Regions from separate parts of the Mus musculus genome. Here region 2 is linked to region 1. Evidence: chromatin loops called from intact Hi-C (ENCODE). Cell type or tissue: heart. All regions are shown on one strand.

Region 1 (2,500 bases):
TTTAGGTAAATTTACTAAGGAACTGTCTAGCCTATATGAGCTGAGGGGTTAGAATGAGGTTTGAAGTGCTGAGCAGCCCTGGGAGTTCATCACACAGTGGAACCACACCAACCTGCTCTCAACTCAAGGCATCGCTTGTGCTTGGAATCATCGCTTACACTATTTCACTGCAAGTTGAATAAGCCTTGTGTTGTATGCTGCAATTCCTACTCTAACATCTAATTTTAGAGCCCATCAGTGGTTCATTATCATCAGATTTAAAAGGGCAGAAAACTATTACCCATACACACAACCCCAGTCCATACCTGATCCTCTGTTTCTCAACTAAATCAAGATGAGGTTGCTTAATCAACATCAGCCGACCAACACGATCATATAACTTCTCAACTGTAAATTCCCCACTTATAAAGCCTAGCAATGAAGAAGCATGCATCTCTAAGGTGTTCTTAAAAGTAAGATCCAATCCAATAGAAGATGAATTGATTTGGTATAACCATAGTATTTATTAATGCCGAGTCAACTGTATCTGTACGATGCATCTCATCAGGGTTCTCTAATCAGGACACTGAGGGGCTTTGTGAACCAGGGTCACCCAAATATTTCTCAGGTTGATGAGCAAGGTGGAATGGTGTATAAAAATGAGACCTGGTTCTAGGCCTGGTTTGTGTCTTAGATTACTAGCTGTGTACTTAATAAAAAGTCAGTTCCTGGTCTCAGACTTCATTTTATTATCAATAAAATGAAGACTGTGCACGCTAAAATCATTTCCAAGTTTGATGTTCTGTGCCTTGGACAATTTCCCTGAACTGTTATTTCATGCTTTAATTTTCATCAACTCTAGCAAGGGAGGTTCCTAGACCTCCAGTATGTTAGGTCAACAGAGATAATGAGGTTGGGAAATAGAGCTACCATTGCCTCTCTCCTTGCTGCTCCAACCAATATTAGATACAAGGAAATGCTTCAGTAGTCAGACAGCATATTCTAAGGGTGTCAAGATTTACAACACATTTCTCAGGAAAGAAATGCTTTGCTAAGAAGGGAAAAGTGAAACTTTTATTCTGCACACCTGGGATTAAGCATGTCTTTCACGCACTCTGTTACTATGGTTTGGAACAAAGCATGGGCAAAACAAACAACATCTGATAGAATCCCATTACCTACTGTACTAGATCACAGCTTGCAACTTAAGAGCTCTGCCCTCTAGTGGACAAGCTTTTCAGCTGCAAGTTTCTTTTACTAGGTCAGAGAGTCCCATTCAGCATTGCTTGCATTTGTGGCCTGGTCTGAATCTTATCTGATACTGTATCAAAGGCACAAGACTTGAGAATAGAGTCCCAACACTGAGAATTACATGAGGAGCACTGTGGTACTTGGTGAGTTTAGGAATGAGTCCTGATTCCTCTCTGTTAGGCACTATGCTAAGTGGTTAAATAAATGCAATTTACATCACACAACCTTCATACCAGGAAAACTGTATTGTACCTATCCATTTTGGTTCCTGAAACCTGCTAGTCCATTGGACACTGAAACCAACAATAGCAAGAAAGCATGTAAGTGAATGGATAAAAAGAAATAATTCCATGACATTTCTCTGCTTGTCGATCACTTTTCACACTTGTCCAGTGCACTCTCAGAGCTTCTAAGTAAACACTCTTAGGTGAAATTTTAATATCTAACTTCAGACTCATTGCTAACAAACTGAAGTACTAAAAATGGGTCTTTAAAATCCCTAGACTCAAGAATGCACACACACACGAGAGAGAGAGAGAGAGAGAGAGAGAGAGAGAGAGAGAGAGAAACAAAAAAGTCAGATAACTAAATAAGAAAATAAAGCTAGTTCTAAAAATATCTTGTAAATATAGAAATATAGATGTAAGTAGGTTAACCATAGAAGTAGGTACAAGAGTGTCATTTTAAAATTAGTCAAACTTAGGATGGCACCCCTTACCAACAATTCTTTCTAGATGCTATTTCTCCTTGGTAAAAATGAATTACTATACAATTTTTTGAGGGGCCACATAAGAGTGATTTGCTATCCATTTTACTTCCTGTTCATTGTCCTGTATTATGTTATTGCCATAGATGCTTATGCCCTTCCTCATTTAAAGCATAATTTTTTTACTCCTCTCAAACCCTAAGACACACACAAGCCTAACTGCATACATACAGCAGCCAGCTGTTTAAGAAAGCCTTGCTCCATACAATGTGTGTGTGTTCCTCTCTTCAGCACAACCTTGAACCCATTTTTGAAATTAGAAGTCTACTCAGGGTTTCCAAAAGAAGACAAATTTGTCTTAGAGACTTAGTAAATGACTAGATCATCCTCTCCAGTGATACTGTGTACTCATGAGGAAATGCCACATGCAAGAGTAGTGAGAACACAGGGTGAGGAGCAAACACCAGAAGCCAGAGTGACAATTGGGGAGAGAGGCTAATTAGAAGGCTGGGACAAAGTTCAGAAGCATGGTTTATTCTTTGAAGACTCACATTTTATTTATCT
Region 2 (2,500 bases), 620 kb after region 1:
CATATGCCACTCCACTTTTTTCCGTTCTTCCTTTCTTTTTTAAGTTATTTTATTTATTTATATTCCAGTCGTTGACCTCCTCCCCCACCCCCCCGTCCCTCCGACCCACCATTCCTCATCCTATTCCTCCTCCCACTTGCCTCCCAGAGGGTGCTCCCAACCTCCAGCAGGCCTCCCCCTTCCCTGGGTCCTCAAGTCTCTTGGAGGAGTAAGTGCATCTTCTCCCACTGAGGCCAGACCAGGCAGACCTCCGCTGTATATGTGCCAGGGGCCTCAGACCTGGCTGTGTATGCTCCTGGTTGGTGGCTCCGTCTCTGGGAGCTCCCTGGGTTCTGTGTTAGTCGAGTCTGCTGGTCTTCCTATGAGGTCGCCCTCCCTTTCAGATTCTTCAATCTTTCCTTTAATTCAACCTTAATTCAGTCCAATGGTTGGGTGTAATTATCTGCCTCTGTCTCGATCAGCTGCTGGTAGAGCCTCTCAGAAGACAGGTATGCCAGGCATATGCAAAGACCTGATTTCATCCTTGAAGCGACTCTGTAACCATCTACTACCAGTAGTTAAGAGCACTGGCTGCTCTTCCAGAGGACCTGGGCACAATTCCTCAGCACCCTCATGACTCTATACAACTATCTAGAACTCCAGTTCCAGGGGATCTGTAGGCACCAGGCATGTATGTGGTGTACAGAAATACATTCAGGCAAAATAACCATACACACACACACACACACACACACAAATAATAAGTAATAGTAGTAGTAATAATAATAGGAATAATAATAACAGCAACAATAATATTTTTTTAATTAAAGAAAGGGGAACTGGGTGGAATTGTTTTCTTTCCGCTGTGTGTGGTATAATAAATGTGCTTCCATCCACCCAGAAATGCAACTCCTTGCCCATTGCAAGGACAGCATGTGGGCCCTGCCTGAGGAGGGAAGGAGGGAGTTCCTAAGCTGAGAGAGTCAGCAAGCTGGAACACTCAAGGCTGAGAAAGACAAGTTAAGGGTTTTGACAGATAGGAGGCACTGTTCTGCTAGAGACTGAAGAGGGTGACCCAAGGGCGCCACCTGCTGCCGGCAACCAGCGCGAGGCCCCTCCCGCTTTCACTATGGGTCGCTCTGGTTCCCTTGTTTGCTTTGCTCTGATTCGATGTTCAAAGGCAGTGGGGGGTTGTTGATGTTTTGGATGAAGAATGGGCCTTCTGAGAAACAGAATTCTTCCAGCCTAGACTGTAAGGGATCGCGAACAGGGAAGCAACGTTCGGGGTATGCCCCCTTAGCAAGAAACCATGTGAATTTTTTTTTTCTTTTTCTGGTTTTCTTTGTGACTGTGCTGGAGCTCCAACCCAGAGCTTTGTGCTCTTGCACTCAACCACCGAGCCACACTCCCAGCTCCTTGCTTTTTAAGACAGAGCCTCATTATGTAGCTGAAGACGGGAGACAGAGGCAGGGGGTGGCAGGTTACAGAACCTAACAGCTGGCTAGACCATGTCATGTTAATCAATCTCAGCCTGACAAAGGCAATGTATTTTCTTTGGAGTCATCTAGGTGAGAGGAGGCAGATAGCTCAGAGACCCCAATCCTTTCTCTGTCTACTGTCCCTGAGAGGCAATGAAGACTAAAGCTTGCAAAACAGTCTGCCTTGAGTATAGTTCTGCATGCGTATGCCAAACCTCGGGCCAGATGTGCTAGCTCCTGGCTGGTCATCATCACCTTTTCAAAGATAGGTACGTTTTTAGCCAGCCTACTTATAGCAGTGCTAATTGTGGGCCACAAGCTTTCCAATATAGTAGCAGGCAGGGTGAGTAATGGGATTTTGATCTTAAGAAGGCTAAGTTTCCACATCTAAGTAGCTGTGGTATGCTGGAACAAAGAACTTATTTTTGCCTTCCAAGGTAAGCCAGAGCCAAGAAAGCAGACTGCTGGGGGCTATGCAAGTTGACACATGCTCCTTAGCCCAGAAGCTAGAAAGGGCAGAGCGGTCATTCGGGGAGGTGAGTGTTGACCCTGCCACCTATCCTCACTTCATTAGGCTGGGATGAGTCTCTCACCAGAGTCTCTACTGCTCTCAGAGATACTGGGGCTGTTGACATTGGCCCGAAACCACCCACAGACTCCTCGGCCTTGCGACTTTCCTTTCTACAAATGCCAGGATTCCCTGTGTTTGCTGAGTTTTCTGTTTCTTGTCCAAAAGCTTGGGTGTCTGTGTGCTAAATACACACATATGCCGGATTCTCTCTGGGGCCAAATGTTTGGATGACACAACACTGGGAAAGAACATCCACACGGTTGAGTTTTTCCCTTAGATAGCTATTTGGCGCTGGGTAAAGATGGTTACTTTTTAATAATAAACCCTCTAAGAATGGCCAGGCTGGCTAGTGGCAGGATGGTGCTACACAGAAACTACTTCCTATTTCTCAAGCTGGTGAACATTGTCACAGGTTCTGTTCTGAGGTTCTTCATTCCAGAGAGTCACAGGAGGTAGAGCCCTATGGCCAGCG

Evidence for each region. A loop is a pair of places that touch in the nucleus more often than their neighbours do. Peaks named below come from ENCODE experiments on the same cell type or tissue, not always from the same donor. Only the 100,000 strongest peaks of a DNase experiment are listed, where the experiment ranks them.
Region 2: it touches region 1 in a loop (2.9-fold over the local background); 5 of 42 quality-filtered maps call a loop at or near these places.

Annotation. Positions count from the first base shown.
Region 1 is chr6:36,003,590-36,006,089 of GRCm38, reverse strand. No RefSeq gene overlaps it. Among named protein-coding and RNA genes, the nearest start is that of Gm38790, 5.1 kb to the right of the region's middle. In heart, a CTCF peak has its summit at 1,198 (motif pointing left); no DNase peak of the experiment used is centred here.
Region 2 is chr6:35,378,627-35,381,126 of GRCm38, reverse strand. No RefSeq gene overlaps it. Among named protein-coding and RNA genes, the nearest start is that of Gm38789, 33 kb to the left of the region's middle. In heart, a CTCF peak has its summit at 1,038 (motif pointing left); a DNase peak (open chromatin) is centred at 1,076; H3K4me3 peaks cover 857 bases; H3K27ac peaks cover 1,186 bases.